2 separate regions of the Homo sapiens genome follow, and region 1 is linked to region 2. A link is a loop called in an ENCODE intact Hi-C map of the cell type or tissue named here. Cell type or tissue: MCF 10A. All regions are shown on one strand. Each heading gives the region's core, and the rest is flanking DNA. Links, peaks and the distances in the headings are about the cores only. Region 1 has its middle 310 kb from the start of C9orf72. Region 2 overlaps LOC124902135.

The links. A loop is a pair of places that touch in the nucleus more often than their neighbours do. Peaks named below come from ENCODE experiments on the same cell type or tissue, not always from the same donor. Only the 100,000 strongest peaks of a DNase experiment are listed, where the experiment ranks them.
Region 1: a loop joins it to region 2, with 11 times the contacts of the local background. A loop is called at or near these places in 6 of 110 quality-filtered maps.

Annotation. Positions count from the first base shown.
Region 1 is chr9:27,885,623-27,891,014 of GRCh38, reverse strand. No RefSeq gene overlaps it. Among named protein-coding and RNA genes, the nearest start is that of C9orf72, 310 kb to the right of the region's middle. RefSeq lists an enhancer at 2,038-2,087. In MCF 10A, for the core only: a CTCF peak has its summit at 2,128; no DNase peak of the experiment used is centred there.
Region 2 is chr9:27,723,778-27,729,169 of GRCh38, reverse strand. The region is part of intron 2 of LOC124902135; the gene reads right to left. Among named protein-coding and RNA genes, the nearest start is that of C9orf72, 150 kb to the right of the region's middle. In MCF 10A, for the core only: a CTCF peak has its summit at 2,834 (motif pointing left); a DNase peak (open chromatin) is centred at 2,829.

The DNA of each region.
Region 1 (5,392 bases), core at 87-5,086, 160 kb before region 2:
GGTTCCTGTAAACAAGATACATTTAAATATCAAGCACATATAAATATCAATTTGTGCCAAAAACAGAGAAAACAATTTTTAAAAAATAAGGGATAATTTAAGAGTAGACTTTACAAAAGATCATAACTCTGTCACTCAAACTCGAATATAAAAACATATGGGAAGATATATCATATTCTTGACCAGAAACCCTTGTCTTGTTTTTTATCAATGTCCTACTAATCAAACTATAGACTTAACTAGAATCTAATCAAAATGCTGACAGGGCCCTTCGTGGAAGTTGACAAGCCTATTATGAAATTTATATGCAACAGTAAAGGATCAAGAATTACTATCGGACTCTTGAAGAAGATGGTATGCAATTTGCCTCACGATAAAATAGAGGACAGGAGAGAGGAGAGGAGAGTTCATGACATATCTGTGTGTGTGCACGCGTTCTATATATTGTAAGATGTGTTTTGCACTGAGTTGTGATAAAAAATAAAAATTGAAAATATCCATCCGAGAAAAACTTTTAAACACATGAAGAAATATGTTCAAGAATGTTCATAGTAGCACTACTAGGAATAACAACAAAAAAGCTATAAACAACCCAAATGTCCACTAAATAGAAAACAAACACAATGTATCTGCAAAGTGAAATACACATATAGCATATCTTAATTGGCAGTAGCCACATTTCAAATATTTAATGTGACTAAGGTATCGAACTAGTAGCTAGTGGCTAGTGACTAGTTGCTAAGGTATTGAAGACCACGAGTATGGAATACTTCATAAATGTAACAGAATAAAATGAATTTTTTACATGCGTAGATATGTGTAGATCCCCCAGGCATATCATTCAATACTAAAAAGGAAGACGTAAAACAGTACATATAGTATGATCCAATGTGTATAAGTATATGGGGACATACAGGCTTTTTTTCTGGAAAAAAAAACGGTTAACAGCGGTATTTCTTAAAGAAAAGAGGTAGAGACTGGACCCAGTGACATTTTTGTCTCTTTTTATAGCTCTATGAACTTTGTGAATGTTTTAAAGTATGTATATTTATTAGTTTTATTTTTAAGAATAGAAACAATGGTTAATAAGTTAAGCATATAGAAGTGGAAAAAATATTGTAAAACAACAACCTGTCAGGTTAGTCTAATGTAAGGATGGCCTCATGCACCTCTCTTACCAAGATGTCAGAACTATTGATTTTATAATTATGTCACCACTGACCGACCCTTCTCTGTCTGTCTTGATAGACAAGCATCCTAAAAAGGACGCAATGATCACTTGTCCTGTGAACAGTCTACTTTTGTCATCATTGCAACTCCTGAGCTAACTGAAGATGGATGAAGGATTAGGGAATTAAGTAAACCGAGAAGAAAACTTTTGTGGCCTGTGGCTTTAGAGACTTTAATTCAAATGCAGTGGTGCATATGAGATACCTAGATCTACGTTCCTTTGGAACTACTAATTTAGTAGGCCTACAAAAGAAAGAAGTAAACTTATATCTGACCTCATTTATTCCTGACAAAATGGTGTTTGTGATTATTTCTTTTTAAGTAGATTTGAAACAATTTAAATGAAGAAACCGCATTAAAATTTTTTTCTAGGGAACCAATCAATGTTACTGGGTCATATTGCAATATCGACTATGTTTCTTTTTTGGAAAACCAGGAAGACATGATCCCATCTCTACTTCTGATGCCTCTCCTGTTTTTCACCTATATTCTCTGGATTGACAGTATTGTTCAGGAATCTCTCCTAAAAGTTCCATCAGTGCTCTTAAGTTATTAAATATTGATCAGGAAAGTTAAAACCTTTGGGGTGGCCCTGTTCTACTCTACTTCTATAATAATATTGGTTATGCAGCCTATAATCTGTAGTGCATTTTTAATGGGGGAATAAAAGAGGTTTAGGATTTGAGGGACATGGCCTCCATTTCACCATATTTTTATATTACACTGCCAGCTCCAAACAGTAAGCCTCTTGCTTACTCCCTTCTTCTTCTCTTTCCAAAACAAAATGAAAGTTTATCTTGGCTTTATCACCTTAGTTCTCTTCTTCAAAGTTCCTGCAGCTGAGCTGGACCAACAGCTTCCAGTCACCTGGTCAAGGTGTGCGCAGTACTGCACTTGGCCAGGAGAGGCAGCAGAGGCCTGGAGCCAGGTGGCCATGTGGTCTAATGCAGCTTTGATGGTGGAAAGATGAGTCGGAACTTCTTGATCTCTCACCACAAGACCACACTAAAATTGTCAGTGCACCAAGCATAGCCTGAGCAGAAGGGCATCAGTGGTTCCATTGGTTGATTCAACATTTGATGAAGAAATTGAAAATTAATTTCACCTTTTTAACCTGGTATGCTTTCATTTCATTTTTTTTTTCCTTGATTCTTGTGTCTTTTAAAGATACCATGTGGACCATCATTATCAGTGGCCCATCCCAATAGTTTCTGATTCAGGAGGTCTGGAGTCAGGTCAAGGAATCTGCATTTGATCAAACACCACCGTTGACTCTTGTTTACATTACAGAACCCTAGTTAATCTATAAATGAATTTCATACAGGTTAGTTATTTAATATTTTATCTTTTGCGTTATATTACTATTATTGTTCTTCCTAGTTGCTAACATCACTAACTTTTGTCTGCCGTTAAAAGTATTTTTTTCTTAGGGCTCTGAGAGTTTTATTTCTTCTCATTTCCAAATATTATTCAATTATAAACTATTTTAGAGGCAATTGAGTATAATAGAAGAAATAGGTTTTGGAATCAAACCTCCCCAGCCTCAATTTCCTCATTAATAATATGAAGATAATACATAATATAGTGGACAGGAAGATTAATGAGATGATATATGTAAATGATTGAGAAGAGTGATGGGATAAATGTAGACTCAATACATGTTAATTTTATTCCTTTTTTTATTCTTTACAGTAACCAAAAGTATGTAATCTACATCCTTCCCTAGTGCTTATCTCCAAAAGTTCCATTTTGAAAAACAAGGAGATATATATATATATATATATATATATATATATATAGTAGAATATCACAGGCAGAGGAGGGAAGAACATCTGGGTGGAGACGTAGGTCTGAATGGAAAGGACAGAAAAGAAAAAAAAAGGAGTGGCAGATTCCTCCTGTTACAAAATACTGAGCTCTAGTTAAAAAAAAAAAAAGATTTAGGGGAGCTGTAGATGTTAATACTTAAAAACTACATTAAGGCATAAACATCAGATGATGTGATATTTTAACTCAAAGGTCACTGTATATAAAACTTGAGCCCAAATTGAGTAATTAGTCTATACAAAATATTCTAGAAATTGCCATGGTTTGTTGTCTAGATGAGAAAACAAAATAACAAAATCAAGATTAATAACTTATTTTTGCCAATTACTAATTATTAAAATAACTGATGGCAGACCATCAGTATCTGTCATGGAGGCAAGCAATCACAAATGTATATACATGATGTGCAAAAAATAAAGATATAGACCAAATAAAGAAAGAAAGAAATGGAGAGAAAGTAGATGACAAATCAAAAGCCAAATGATCTATTTGTTACTCTGTGTAGTTTAATGGAGCATTTCAAAATAAAAATTAAGAAGAATTACGAATTTAATGCTAGGGTTTAAAGCTATAGATAACTTAACCAAATCTATCAATAATTTCTTTCACTCTGCAGACCTCTAATTACAATGACCAGAAGAGTGAATAAAAGCCCCAGGTAATTGCAGAGGCAATTGTATCAGTTTTATTTCAAAATTAAAATTATTCTTCCAGGTAATCCTTCCAGATTAAAATTCTCTGTATCAGTCTAATACAACTCAGAGAGCTGATATCTCTTTGAGCCTCAGTTTCCTCATCTATAAAGTAATTATAAGAGTTCACACCTCACTAAACATACAGAAAGTACATCAGATAGAAATTGGCTTATGTTGGTGCTTCTCCCAGCTTTTCCTCTGCATTACATACCGACCTATGCAATATAATATCTGAATATAGATATTGATATTTATAATCCTACCTTCCTTAAAGTTTCTAAATAATGCATAGTAGAAGTGATTCACTTGTTTTTTATATTTCTTAACATATGATTGGAAAGAGAGTATAAGTAAATATTAGTAGCTACTGTATTTTATCCATAAGGAGACTTCCGGTAATATTCCCCTAGTTTTCTCATCATAAATATTCAACATTTACTGAGTACTGCAACGGGTTAGTTCAGCTGACTAAATTAAAGCATGGGGAAGTCAAAAATCATGGACCTCATTAGGCATATAAAAAACGGCTCTTATCCCCTGAAAATACTATTGATCACAGGCTATTGTCACCTGGCTCAGGGTCTATGAATCTCAAATCCCACTATTGTCTTGAGTAAGATACAAATCTTTATGGACAGCCCACCAAGCATGCCAACTTCACAAAGTCAATAACAGCCTCCCGGACCCCACCAATCAACACTTGCATTTCACTTATTGATGTCACCTAAAACTGTCCCACCTGGCCGGGCGCGGTGGCTCATGCCTGTAATCCCAGCACTTTGGGAGGCAGAGGCGGGCGGATCACGAGGTCAGGAGATAGAGACCATCCTGGCTAACACAGTGAAACCCCGCCTCTACTAAAAATACAAAAAATTAGCCGGGCGTGGTGGCAGGCGCCTGTAGTCCCAGCTACTTAGGAGGCTGAGGTAGGAGAACAGCGTGAACCCGGGAGGCGGAGCTTGCAGTGAGCCGAGATCGCACCACTGCAGTCCAGCCTGGGCGACACAGCGAGACTCCGTCTCAAAATAAAATAAAACAAAAAACAAACAACAAAACCAAACAAACAAACAGAAAACTGTCCCACCTGTGAAATCTTTAATTCTAGTTTTCTGCTCTAAATCTCTGTTGCCTTCACTGCTCTCATTTTATCACTCTAATTATACCTATTCTTTGGCATTACTAAGACCTCTAGTCCATTTAACTATATTCTTCCAAACAAATAAACCCCATAGTGAAATAACTTCCTCACACATTTGGATTAGATCTCACCCATCATTTGAACTCATATATTCCCACAATTTTATTACTGTCTATCTGACATGCCAGTCTTATATCAATTTAATCACCTGACTTCCCTGCCCTTCAAATGGCTAATCACTGCTGGAGAAAAATGCCCAACTCTGTGGACTAATGTCACCACAAACATGCTCTCCATCTTCAGATGCACCCTTACAATATGAAGAAATATTCCTTCTCCCTTCCCATTCTTTTTAACAACTTTCTCAAAAAGTCCACAGAAGATAAATTCTGTCTCAGCAGAATTCCAAATTCATAGAGCAAAGAAAGGCTATTGTGTCTTTCTTGTTCCTTCTACTCTTCTTTGCTAGTGTTTGTTTGTGAGGGGAGTAGCATGTTAATTT
Region 2 (5,392 bases), core at 277-5,276:
ATCAAACCCAGCTTAGTAATTGACTGGGAGGCATTAGGCTACATACATTCTGACTGTTTAATGAGATGGTGAAGGTAAAATCGCACTTCCTAAGCATTTATTATGTACAAGTCCCTGTTCAAGGGGCTTTATACGATCTTGTCCATTTTTATTCTCACAACCAACTTCAGAAAAAGGTGCTCCTACCAAGATCTTGCACCACAACAAAAACTCAGCATTGACCTAGTTAGAAAAACAAAACTTTAAGGCAAGTTTAAACCTTTGTTCTGCCTCTTATAAGCTATGCAACCTAAGGCTGAGAGTCAGTTTCCTCATGCCTAATATGGAAAAATGCAACGTCCATGTAGCAGGATTAGTTTAGCTAATGAGTGAAGAAGCATTTGGCACATTATCGGGCACCAAAAGGCAGTTCCTTTCTGAATGATCTCTCTCCCTCAAGCTCGTGCTGTGCGTGTGTGTGTTTGTACTACGTGTGAGTTTGAAACCATTGGGTAAAAAATTCTCATGCGTGATTCATCTAAAAACATAAGACCCTCATCAGACGCTTCTTCGGGCTATTTTTCATTCTCTGCCTCCACTTAACAACACACGCGCCTCTTCTTCTTTTCAGTATTCTTCCCTTGCCCTCACTGGCCCTACCCCTAACCCACACCCACCACCTTCTCTGCTCTTCTACATATTTGCCTCACAAAATGCTACCTCCTTCAGGTCAGCCAATCCAATTCCCCCAGTAGGGAACTCTTTGTCTTCAAAACATCTTTGTGACCTCCAAAGCACAAAAGCCTGAGGGGCCCCCTGGCATCATGGTACCCATATTGGGCCTTGTGGAGAGCTGAAACACTGTTTCGTATACACTTACTGTCAAAACTCCTGGTATGATTTTTGTTTCTCTAAAACCACTTTATTGTATGTGTATGTCCATTTAAAATGAACCCTGTTGATTTGAGACGAAGGTGTCCTATCTACACAGTCCCACCTAGTCTGTTCAAAGACTGTGAAGACAAGACCAGTACCAGTATCCTAAGGGCAGCTGACAATCACACATGTGACTTCTTCTGGTTCTGCTCAATTACTGCAATCACCTTGTTTCTCTAAGTATTGACATGCAATTTTCCATGCCTGTTTTCTTTCTTGGTCTTTGTCTACATATTGGCTGGAAAATCAATGTATGTACTCTACTCTTTGCATCATGAATCTGAGAAAATTGAGGAAACTAACACTTCTGTGGCACAATTCCCTTAAATGCTACAAGGTGCAGTTACAATCAAAGCTCATTGTTTACTACGCCCTTGTTTTTCATTTTTTGCTGAATGCCACCTCAGTAATGTTGGGCAGCATTAGTAGAGTGTTTTCTGTGTGTTAGGCCCTGTACTAAGTCATGGTCACAACCCTGTGAGGCTGATAATGTTATCCTTATTCTACAGGTAAGAAAACTGAGATTAGCCTTGTCAAAAGCAAATATGAATTGAAAAGAAGTGAAATATTTCCTAAGGAACAAATATGTAATCTATTGCAATGGAAATGTCACGGTTTTCAGACTGGATAACCCTTAGCTCGAATCCCAGGCATTCACCAATCTGAGTCCCCAAGGAAAGTTGCTTCATTTCATGAAGCCTCAGTTTTCTCACCTCTAAAATGGGAACAGTAATTCCTACTACACAGGGATAATTGTAGGAGTAAGTAAGCAAATATATAGATAGAGTCTGAACCATAAAATACCTCTGTAAGTGCTTATTACCTTCCTTCCCTTGTGATTGCAATGGGCACTCATAGAGAAAATGGGAAGCTATGTATACAGTCAGACATTTTGGCTAAGTTATTATACAACCCAGCCAGCTGCCCTTTCAGAGTAATGCTCACCTCCATGTGCTAACCAATTTGGAAAATAATATATATTTATTACCCAGACACTCTTTAGGGCCTCTTATAGCTTCATGGAGATCTATCTCAGTTCACAGACCATTGGCCCAAGTAATCATTAAAAGCTAATAAGAGCGTGTTTTTTCAATTTGGTTGTCACACATGAGCACTAAGTCTTTGCACTACAAATCTTCTTGCAACGTTTTTTTTAACTCATTACATATTTTGGCAGTGAATTGTAAGCTTACTTCTATTGTCTTTTTTTGTTTAAGAATGAGAGTGAATCATCTCCAATGACCCATTTCTCCTGCAGTGGTTGTGATTGTCTGTGACAGCCCACTCAGACAACACATGTTCTGTATGTGTGATTCTGGGGCTGAATCTGTATGTACCAGGAAAACTCAAATCCTTGAAAATAATGGCTTAAAATAGGAATGCTGACACCACCTTAACTCAAATAGCACAAATGCAGGGCTGTAATTTTCTATGCTACTTAATCTCCTAGTACAAAAACCTCTGTTGCTCAAGGGAATTCTTCATCCTGTCCAGGGGGGAAGAAATTCTCTCAAGGATGTAGTAAGTTAACAAACCAAATTAGTACACAGTTGGGCTCTTATCATCCACATTAACCTCAGGGCTCTATGGGGCTAATATCTTTAGTTGTGCTGTTTTTGCTTGCTGTCTCCAGACCACTAACCTCATTTTCTCTATGGGGGAATTGAAAGCTCTGCTCTTTGCAAATCTTCCTCTGATTTTTGTTCTCTTTGGTGGAGCAAAGCCTTCAGTTTCCGAGGTCAAATGAGCTAAGCCCCTTCCAAGAAAAGCTTACTTCTGACTGACACCATCAGGGGCTACTCTTTTTAGCAGACCTCTTGCATCAGTATCATTAAATCACTTCGCCATTTGAAAAGCAAGTTTCTTCTGCACGCACAGTTGAAGACCTCAGAAGGAACACACGGAGCAGCAGCACCACCTACTGGTTTTCCCTTAATAGCCAAGTAATGTTTGCAGCAGTGTTGTCTTTGGGTCTCTGCTTTTGCATTAGAGAATGAAGTTGTTTGCTTTGGGATTCTGTTCCCTACATGAGGATCAACAACTGGACCATCTTTAATATACTTTCTTTATAGTACTCTGCCTAATGAGATGCTTTATCTTTAGGGCCTAAATTTTGAGACAGTGTGAAATGGGAAAGGCAAAACTGGAAATATACACAATGTTTTTTGTTGACTCCTGATGGCATATTCTGCATGCCCCCACGGGTATTCCTGTTCAAGTTGATATGCATCATGTTGACTCCCATTTGCTTAGTGAACACCATGGCATATGTCAGCTTCTGCCTCTAGCAGAGGGGGAAGACAATGGCCCAATATGTAATTTTTGTTTGTTGTTGTTGTTTGTTTTTTTTTGTAGTTTTTTGTTTGTTTGTTTGTGTTTGTTTTTGTTTTTGAGACGGAGTCTCGCTCTGTCACCGAGGCTGGAGGGCTGGAGTGCAGTGGCACAGCCTCGGCTCACTGCAACCTCTGCCTCTCGAGTTCAAGCAGTTCTCCTGCCTCAGCCTCCCAAGTATCTCGGATTACTGGTGCCTGCCACCATGCCTGGCTAATTTTTGTATTTTTAGTAGAGATGGGGTTTCACCATGTTGGCCAGGCTGGTCTCAAACTTCTGACCTCAGGTGATCTGCCCACCTCAGCCTCCCAAAGTGCTGGGATTACAGGCGTGAGCCACCACACCCAGCCATATGTGATTTTTACCTGATATAGAAGAGTCTGCTTTCCCTTAAGTTGTAGGAAAGCTGCCTGATAAACATAACATTATGACAAAAATGTCTCAGAATAGCAGTTGCATGTTGTGTTATGGAAAGCTCTGACATTTCCCAAAATGGCATGCCAATAAATGATAATCTTGGAATTCAGTTGCATATCTATCTGAATTCAAACCTTGTGTTCTCAATACCACAAATATACTCTTATGCCTAGTTGGCGCTCTTGAAAATAGGTCCCCTCGTCACAAGAAGAGACACATAAGAAATAATAGTGAAGGATGTTTCAAAAGCCAAACAACTCCCTGAGCCTGTTCCTAGGTAAGACATCTTTATCAATAACGGGGGCAGGGTACAGAAATACACTAAATATCAGGTACAACAAAGGAACTTATAATATGCCTTCACTAGAGAAAAAATTACAATTAATTCCAAAATCTGCCAGAAGCCCCACATACCTCTCAGTGGATTGCATTATAATTCCCATATCCAGAAAAATAAAGAGATGTTCTGCATTTTCAAGGTTTCGAAGTTACTTATCTCTTTAGAAGATTATGTCAAGTATTTCTTGAAGAAGACAATATAAATAAACCCATTTGAAAATCAGAATTGTCCTCACCACTGCATTGTAATAGCTTTTTCAAGGTCACCAGTGACCTCCATCCATACAAATCCAATGATCTGTTCTCTGTCCCCAACAGCTCAGAGAGTAGAAATGATGTCCCACACTTACAAGGGACTACGCAAGGATGAGGCCTCCCCTCTGCTGCCTACTGGGGCAGTGAACTCTCTGTGACTCTAGGTGGACTATGGGATACCTCACTGCATCCTTAACGTCATATTGTATGGCTTTTTATATTATTAAATAATACATATCTAGATGTTAAAATTACAGTAAAGGATCAGTATGAATATAAATATTAGCCACAATCCCATTACTCAGATGACCATTGTTAACATTTTGGTGTATTTCCTGTATGGTGTGTGTGTGTGTGTGTGTGTGTGTGTGTGTGTGTGTGTGTGTGTGTATGTAAGAGAGAAATTTATAATTTTTTAATTTTCTATTTAGAATATCCTTTTCATATGCATATGCATTTTGTACATATAGGTATAGATCTATTCATAAGTATATGCGATATTTGCATTTAGCAAATCAGAAAATGTTTTAATCTTAATAGCTAACTCTATAATTAATGTCAAGGAAAAAAGAAGCCTTGAAAAGCTACTTTGTTAAGTGCTTGGGGTAGGAAATAAACCCTGGCCCCCCTCTCTACCCTCCCACCTCTCCCTACACAATCTAAGAACTGAAGGTTTGCTGGCACTGAGGCTTAGAGGAAAGGAGAAAACTGTAAAACAAAAGAAGGAATTTGTAGCTCCTAAAGCAATTTAGGAGTTAGGCTATGGTGGGCAAAGGTGGGCAGGGAGAAGAAAACGGGAACTCAGTATAAGGGCAGAAAGCTATACAATGCATCAAGACCAACCAAAACTTTCCAGCAATTCTAGTCAACTTGTTGTCACTTGTATGAGTGTACGCGGTAAAACTGGAAGGGGGAGCAGGGTTCCCAGGTAGGACAGGACAGAAGTAGTGTACAAAGAAGCCAGAGCCATAAGGGAAAATAGCCACGAGGTCAGGAAAACAGATACCCCTTGTGGTATCACAGAAATTCAAAGGAGGGCTTCGGACTTCCACCATCTATGGTGTTGGTAGACTGAAGGCAATTTAATTCAAATCTGAAAAGTTACAGGACCCCAACTAATATCTGATTTCACATG